2 separate regions of the Homo sapiens genome follow, and region 2 is linked to region 1. Evidence: chromatin contacts called from ENCODE Hi-C data. All regions are on one chromosome and are shown on one strand. The core of a region is the stretch at or near the end of the contact, and the rest is flanking DNA. Distances in the headings are between cores, read along the strand shown.

Evidence for each region. Hi-C counts contacts between places; a loop is a spot of excess contacts on that map. Pooled maps may share reads with other maps.
Region 2: a map of endothelial cell of umbilical vein shows a loop between it and region 1 (14-fold over the local background). The contact joins two enhancer-like sites. A Hi-C loop is called at or near these places in 4 of 168 maps with a recorded cell type or tissue (Calu3, HCT116, PC-9 and 1 more) and 3 of 50 pooled maps.

What each region holds. Positions count from the first base shown.
Region 1 is chr3:7,875,295-7,879,699 of GRCh38, reverse strand. No RefSeq gene overlaps it. Among named protein-coding and RNA genes, the nearest start is that of GRM7-AS1, 340 kb to the right of the region's middle. Within about 2 kb of position 2,704, at least 3 of the 41 ENCODE cell types and tissues checked have a DNase peak (open chromatin) inside an H3K27ac peak, as active enhancers do; they include HCT116 and endothelial cell of umbilical vein, where a contact is called at or near this core.
Region 2 is chr3:7,503,691-7,508,083 of GRCh38, reverse strand. The region is part of intron 7 of GRM7 (glutamate metabotropic receptor 7); the gene reads right to left. Among named protein-coding and RNA genes, the nearest start is that of GRM7-AS1, 29 kb to the left of the region's middle. Within about 2 kb of position 2,828, at least 5 of the 41 ENCODE cell types and tissues checked have a DNase peak (open chromatin) inside an H3K27ac peak, as active enhancers do; they include HCT116 and endothelial cell of umbilical vein, where a contact is called at or near this core.

The sequences.
Region 1 (4,405 bases), core at 1,455-3,954:
GAAATTTTGGGAGATGATATCCTCAAATATGTTTTGCAAGTTGTTTGCTTTCTCTCTCTCTCTTTCAGGGATGCCAGTGTGTCATAGATTTGGTCTCTTCACCTAATCTCATATTTCTTGGTGGATTTATTCATTCCTTATTTTTTATTTTTGTCTGAGTCATTTCAGAGAACCAATCTTTAAGCTCTAAGATTCTTTCCTCAGATTGGTGGTTCTGTTGTTAATACTGCAGTTGTATTATGCAATTCTTAAGTGAGTTTTTCAGCTCTGTCAGATCAGTTTCTTTTTGTTCTTAAAATGACTATTTCATCTTTTATCTTTTGCATTGTTTTATGGTATTCCTTAGATTCCTTGCATTGGGTTTTGATTTTCTCCAGAATGTCGATCTTTATTCCTATTCATATTCTGAATTCTATTTCTGACATTTCAGCCATTTCAGTCTGAGTAAGAACCATTTTTGGTGAAGTAGTACAATAATTTGGAGGTCAGAAGACACTCTGGCTTTTTGAGTTGCCAGAGCTCTTGTGCTGGTTTACTCTTATCTGTGTAGGGCTGATGTTCCTTCAGTCTTTGAAATTGCTTTCCTATGAATGGATCTTGCTTTTATCTTCTTTCGTGCCCTTGGGGGTTTGATTATGATATAAGGTGAGTTCAGTCAACTGGCTTCAATTCTAGTCTGTTCCTGGGTCTTGGAGGAGTCCTCTGATTCCTATCTCCAGGCCACTGTTTTCTGTTTTTTTGTTTGTTTATTTGTTTGTTTTGGTGGGAGGGGGGTTGTTCTGGTCCACAGGGCTCCCTCAGGTTAGGGGCCACAGTTGGTAGATGGGCTATATCCTTGCCAGGTCAGTGCTAATCTGTTGTCCAAGTGCTTTCCGGGGAATACAGGGTTGTGCCTGCCCAGAGTTCAGGCAGAAGTAGAATTATGGAAGCTCTAGCAGTTGTAGTTTGCCTGGCTATCAGCGGCAGATGTGGTTGGGGGTTGCCCTCCCTGCTGTCCAGTTGCTTCTTGGGACACAGGAGGCTGCACCCACCTGTTGAGTTCACATAAAATTGGGACCACTAGGCTGGGAGCTCTAGCAGACATTGTCTGCTTGGCTACCAGTGGCAGGGGTAGGTGGCCTCACCCACCCTGCTATCTGAGCATTTCTCAGAGCCACCGGATAAATGTATCATCTGGCAGAATCCACACAGCAGCGGTACCATTAGGCTAGAAGTTCTGGCAAGTTTTGCCTGCCTGGCTACCAGTGTGTAGGGGTCTCCTACCTTGCCACCCAGGAACTTCCTGGGACAACAGGAGCCTGTGGCTGCCAGCTGAGTTCAGGCCAAAGTAGGACAGCTGGGCTGGAAGCTGGCACCAATCTTTTCTGGTAAGGGAATGGGGTGGAGCAATCCTGTTGTTCCCAGGCACTATGATTACAGACTCTAGTGAGGCTGTGTTGCCAGTGCTGGTCTACTCTGGGGCCCAAGGCTTGTAGAGATTTCCTTGAACTTAAGAGTTGCCCTCACAGAATGTCCAGATGGCTCTCTACCCCAGTCTAGAAGGAAGGCTGCAGGAGGGATAGGGGGAATCTCTCATTCCCAGGAGAGGTTCCCAGACAGGTCCCTGTGGAGAGTTCATTCACTCACCCTTTCCTGCTTTTGAGAGGTACTCCCAGCTCTGCACTAAACTAATACAAGCTGGTTTCCAGCCTCACTCCTCTCTGCTCTCTCTGTTCCCCTGCTGCCTTGATGGAACCCGATGTAGTTTCTCAGATGACTGGCCTTGCAGGGCCAATGTTCGCCAGCCCTCTTGTTTCTTCTCTGTGAGAGTGGCATACATAACTGCTTCTAGTTCACCACCTTGGCCTAACCCCCACCTCATCTTTCTCCTTCCCAATTTTTTCTTTCTTTCTTTTTTTTTAATTTTTTTTTCTTTTATGAGATGAAGTCAGACTGTCACCCAGGCTGGGGTGCAGTGGTACAATCTCAGCTCACTGCAGCCTCTACCTCCTGGGTTCAAACGATTCTCCCACCTCAGTGTTCTTGAGTAGCTGGGAATACAGGTGTGCACCACCACACCCAGCTAATTTTTGTAGTTTTAGTAGAGACGGGGTTTTGCCATGTTTCCCAGGATGGTCTTGAACTTCTGAGCTCAAGAGATCTCCCGACCTCGGCCTCCCAAAGTACCGGGACTGCAGGTATGAGTCACTATGCCCAGCCCTTCCTTTCCAAACTTCATAGAAATGACCTATCCCTAGTAAGCTGTTTACAGATAGAAATAACAGCTCTCAGCATTATTAACAAATTATTTTAAGGTAAACTCCATGAAGGGAGAACAATTAGATGTAAAAATAAAAATGGGCTGTTTGTCTATTTCACCACTATTTTTCCATACTCTTTCTGAATAACTGATAAATTATCTTGCTGTGTTTGAGCATTAGACTTAGACATTTGTGATTAGAAAACCCCTCAACTAGTCATATATAACCAACCCTGAGTTCTGGCATTTTTCACAGGTTACTATTGGCACTTTCATTTTCTTGTGTAAATAAACCCAAGGCAATTAAATGACATCTCCCTCTATCAGCTTAAAACAGGATGAAAGGCATGATTCAATAACTTCCTCCCTATACCCAGGCTCCACACAATTTCCTGTTGCTATTTTGTGAAGAGACTTTGATGTGGTTTGGTTCTATGTTTCCACCCAAATCTCATCTCAAATTGTAATCCCCCACATGTTGAGGGAGGGACCTGGTGGGAGGTGATTAGATGATGGGGGTGGATTTGCCTCGTGCTGTTATCATGACAGTGAATGACTTCTCATGAGATCTGATAGTTTCAAAGTGTGGCACTTCCCCGCTTGCTTTCTCTCTCTCCTGCCACCATGTAAGAAGATGCTTGCTTCTCCTTTGCCTTCTGCCATGATTGTAAGTTTCAGGAAGTCCCTCTAGCCAAGCGGAACTGTGAGTCAATTAAATCTCTTTTCTTTATAAATGACCCAGTCTCAGGTCACTTATAGCAGTGTGAAAACAGACTAATACAGACTTCTTAAACAATCTATTTTTTGTCATTTGTTCACCCACCACCCCATGCATCTTCATAACAAGTACCCTGTTCTTAAATACCCACATATCACAAATTTACTGCTTAAACATTGTTTTCTTTCAAGTTCCATGTGATTTATTTCTACAAAAGTGATAGGATTTATGAATCTTTATTTTTTGAAATAAGTGCAATTTAAGAGAAAAATGAAAAGAAAACCACATTTTTTGAACCATCTGAGAATAAGCTACATGTGATGTTTCCTGGAATATGTTGAATATTTCAGCCTATATTCTCCATGAACATTCTCTTTGTTTATAGAATAATCATAGAATTACCATCAAAATCAAGAAATTAACATTACTACATTACTAACAGCCATTCAAGTTTTGCCAAATATCCCAGCAATGTCTTTTATAGCCAAAGGAATAAATAAGAGTCACATTTGGCCCACAGTTTCATATTATTTTAGGCTCTTTCAATTTGGAATAGTTCCTAGTCTTTCCTTGAAACTTTTTGAAGAGTGTAGGAGAGTTATTTTTTAAAGAAAGTCCTTCAAGTTTATCTGATGTTTATTTCATGATTGAATTCAGGCTATGCCTGTTTGGCAGGAATATCACACAAATGACTCCACATTCTTCTTGCATCTTATCAGGGAGTGCATGATTTCAATGTGACTCATCAATAATGATATTCACTCTAATCACTTAAGGTAGTGTTTGCCAGGTTTCTTTACTATAATGTTTTTTCCCTTGCGTATTTAATAAATACAATCATTCTTCAGCAACCTTGGGTGACTGGCTCCAGGACCACCTGTGAATACCAAAATCCACTGATACTCAATTCCCTAACATAAAATAGTGGAGTGTTTGCTCATAAGAAGCTTGTCCAACCGGTGGCCCAGGATGGCTTTGAATGCATCCCAACAAAAATTCATACACTTTCTTAAAACATTGAATTTGTTTGCAATTTTTTGAAATTTTTTAGCTCATCAGTTATCATTAGTGTTAATATATTTTATGTGTGGCCCAAGACAATTATTCTTCCAATATGGCCCAGGGAAATCCAAAGTTTGGACACTCCTGGCTTATAAGCTGTACATATCTTCCTATATACTTTAAATCATATTTAGATTACTTATAATAGCTAATATGTCAAGGCTATATAAAATAATCATATTGTATTGCTTAGGGAATAATGACAATATTTTAAAAGTTTGTATGTGTTTAGTACAAATGCAACCCTCCATTTTTTTCCTGAATATTTTCAACTTGTGGTCGGTCGAATACACAAACGTGGAACCTAGGGATCCAGAGAACTGACTGTGTTTGGGAAAATATATTGAGACTATGTAAATACCCTGTTACCCATCAACCTTTTACCA
Region 2 (4,393 bases), core at 1,579-4,078, 370 kb after region 1:
AGCACACAGACATTGAAAATGTGACTTTAGTTTTTAATTCTCCAGGTAAAAGAAACAATATTATAGATTATCTTTTTCTGCTCTCAGAAGCCACATATTTATTCTTGGAGTAAGCATAGAGGAAGAGGAGTGATTGCCCAAAGAAAAAACTCAAGGTGCAGTTATCGGAAGAATGGAAATAAGTGTTGAACAAGCAAAAGCTAACCAGAACTTGTATATATTTTCAGACCACATTAAGGCATAAAAATATGTAAGCATTCTGTCTTGTTTGAAATAAAACTGAGCCCCAAATTTTACAGTGCAAATTATTTAAAAGAGAAATAAAATACACTGAATTATAAAAATAAGCAGTATTTTATAAAAGCACAACAGCTAGAATAATCTAGTTCTTCCTCAATCATAACTACCAGTTAATAATCAACTCAGGTCTATTCACTGTGTCTTGAATATCAAAAGTTAGTAGAACTATACCTGTTCTAAAATTGGACTATGCATTAAGAGAGGACTTGGCCTCGGCTTTTATCTGCTGATAGGTTAATTGGTTTTAATTAGCTTGCATACCTTATCAGAACCAAAATAGTTTCTTTAGTCTGACAAATCTTTGGAGCATAGAGAATACTTTTTTAGAAGAAACGTTTTCCATTAGTTACAAAATGCTATAGCTTCTTTCCTTCTCAGGACTCAGTTTGACTCCCATCTGTTTACACTTCTCTATGTGGAAACAATTCCAGAAGTTTCCAAAATATATAGTTGGTATTTGCTTGTCCCAGTAGCTGTGTCCTGACCAGACACTCTGCAATAAGCCCACTGCTGTGGCTCCTCTTTCCAAGTTGTCTAGACTGGATTTTTCCCTGCCTCTTTCTCAGCCTGGTTCTCTAGGCTCAAAAGAGAAAATTCCATTTAATCCCCTTTTCTGAAATTAACCAGAGTCAATTTCTGCTGTTTACAATAAAATATCCCTATCTGAAAAGCATTTATCCAACTAATGTTTTTTAAATGCCCACAATCTGTCAGGCATTTGTGATTCACTGTTGGGTAAACAATAGGTCTATGCTTGTAGAAGCTCACACTGAAGACATAATTATAAAAATGGTGATATGAAGGCTGTCTGATAAAAGATGGTAGGTGTGAGAGCTATGGTATGTTTCTTTAAATATGGTACAGTGGTTTGAATGTTTCCCCCAAAAGCTCATGTACTGGAAACTTAATCCCTCATCTCTCACTAATGGATTAATGTTGGCTCTGCCCTCATGAGTAGATTAGTGGATTAATGAGGGTTCTGCCCTCATTCATGTTGTCTTCACAGGACAGGGTTTATTATCTGGGAAATAGATTTGTTGTAAAAATAAACTGTATCTGACTCTCCTGCTCCTGCCTTTTTGCCAAGAGCCTTTATGCCCTGACATGTTATGACACAAGAAGAAGGCCCGTATGAGGTACAGGCACCGTGTTCTTAGACTTCTCAGCCTCTAGAACTGTGGGCTAAATAAACATTTTTCCTTTATAAATTACCCAATCTGTAATTTCTTATAGCAACAGAAAACAAATTAAGACAGAAAATTCTACTAAGAAGTGGGATTGTTGGTATAACAAATACCTAGTAATGTGGACATGGCTTTGGAACTGGGTAATGGGCAGAAGCTGGAAGAATTTGGAGGAGTAGGCTAGAAAAAGTCTTTATTATCATGAATGGGGCATCAAGAGTGATTCGAGTGAAAGCTGGGAATAAGAGAAGACTAGGGAATGTCTGGACCTTAGAGATTACTTAAGTAGTTATGACTAGAATGTTGATAGAAATATGGACAGAAAAGGCTATTCTGATAAGGTCTCAGATGGAAATGAGAAAGGAGGTGTTGGAAACTGGAATTAAGACCCCCTCCTCCACCTTGTTATTAGGTAACAATGAACTGTGCCTGTGCCTGAGGGTTTTATAGAAGGCAGAATTTAAGAGTGATAAATTAGGATATCTGGTCAAAGAAAATAGCTAAGCTACAAACCATGCAGGCTGCTTAATGGCTATTTTTAACCACTTACAGTAAAATATAGAAGAAAGAGTTGATTTAAAGACAGAATTTATAATTACAAGGGAAGCAGAGTGCAAAGATTTGGAAAACTAGCAGCCTGGTGATGCGGTAGAGAATGAAACAACATGGAACCCATTGAGAAGGAAATTAGTATGGATCAAAGAAAGCCAGAGGCTATTAATCAAGACATTGGGAGAAAAACTTGGAAGACATTTTAGAGATCTTTGAGGCTGCCTTTCCCATCACAGGCCCAGACCTCCAAGAAGGCAGAATGGTTAAGGGGTTGGGCAGCTGGCAAGGGCCACCTCAGGTCTCTGCTCTCTGCATTCCAGCACATGGTGGCCTCTCCAGCTATGGCTCAAATGGTCCCAGTGCTTCAGAAGGTATAAACTATAGAAGGTATAAGTCATCGAAGGCATAAGTCACATGCCTTGGCAGTGTTCATGTGGCTCTAATTGTGCAGGCATGCAGAAAGCAAGAGCTGTGAACACATGACTTCCTCCAATTAGATTTCAAAGGATATCACAAAAGTCTAGGGGCCTAGACATAGACCACACGGTGGTTTGTCACACAAGTAGAGTTACTGCAGAGAGACCACAGTCAGCCAAAGCTGAGCTAAAATTTGGGATTGAAGTCAAAGCTGCTGCTAAGAGCTCCCTCTAGGGCAATGCCCAGTAAAGCCATAGGGTCAGGGTCACCCTCAAGACTCAAGAATTGTAGAGCCACCAGTGTGTAACACCAACCTGTGACAACTGCAGGCAAGGGACTCAGTCTGTGAGAACTGCTACATAGGCGGAGCCCTCCAAAGTCATAGGGGTGGGGCTGCCAGAAATTTTGTGGAGGAGGGGGTCCAAATCCCCACTGTGTCCTGGAGGCAACACAGAGTGAAAAATCATTCTGAAGCTTCAATGAATAATATTGTTTCTCCTGTTAGATTTTTGACTTACTTGGAACCAGTTATGCCTTTTTTCTTGCTTCCTTTCCCTCTCCTGGAATGTGAATGTTTATCTTGTGTCTGTCCCACCATTGTATTTTGAAAGTAGATAACTTGTTTTGATTTCACAAGTTCACAGCTGGAGGAAATTTGCCATGGGATGAATCATACCTTGAGTCACTCATATCTGATTTAAATGAGACTCTGGACTTTGGACTTTGAGTTGATACTGGAATGGTTAAGACTGTGGGGCTATTAGGATGGAATTAATTATTTTGCATGTAAGAAGGACATTAATTTTGGGGGCTAGAGACAGAATGCTATGGCTAAAATGTGTATTCCAAAGTTTATTTGTTGAAAATTGAATCCCTCTATTCCCATGAATGAATAAATTAATGAATTAATGAGGCTCTGCCCTCATGAATGGATTAATGTTGCTATCATGGGATTGAATTCATTATCGTGGGAGTGCCTTTATTATAAAAAGCAACCTCTTTCTGGTTCTTTTGCTCTTGCCTTTTCTTATCATGTGATGCTCTCTGCCATGTTATGGCAAGCAAGAAGGCCCTTACCAGATGCAGACACCATGCTATTGAACTTCCCAGTCTCCAGAACTGTGAGCTAAATAAACTTCTTTTCTTTATAAACTACTCGGTCTGTGGTATTCTTTTATAGTAAGAGAAAGTAAACTAAGATATATGTTGATAGAGGAATTACTCTAAGATGGGGGAGTATAATCTTAGAGCTCAGATCTATCTAAAGAGAAGGAGGCAGCTGATTGGAGAACTGAGGCATGAATATGCTACCTAGAGGGAAGAAGAAGTACAAAGAAGCAGGAAAAAGCTTGGCAATTTCAAGAAAAGTGGTTCAGCCATCTGACCTATTAATGTGCCCTGGTCTCTCCTTATTCTCGTTCTTCTCAGTCACTTGTGATAATAAAATCCTTATGAGGTAATCCTACTCCAAAAATGATATTATCTTTCTCTAAAAGTATTATACCACAAAATTTTTTATTGAGTCTCAACTTTTTTTCATACATTTGAGGCTTGTTACCCAAGATAATTTTAAATCTTTTCAGAGTTGCAAACATGTCAGATATTTTGTTTATATTCTCATATATTAGGTACATGGGTAGGTATTCTATAAAAGTGCATCTGTTGATATTCCCAGTGTCCATCCACAGAGAACAGATTATTGTTAGTTTGGTAGCATGTGAGGCAATAATGCTATAACAATGTTGCAGCATTTTGACCTATAAGTTGCCTTAGCTCTGCATTCATTAATTAAAGCAGTTAGGATGAAAATCTTTATATATCTCGTCTGGCCTGAAAAAGCTGACAGTTCAATTGGAGTTATTGGTTAAGTCCCTAAAGTTACAAGCTTTTATAATTAGCAATTGACTTCAGAGGATTTAAAAAACAACAGTGACAAACAT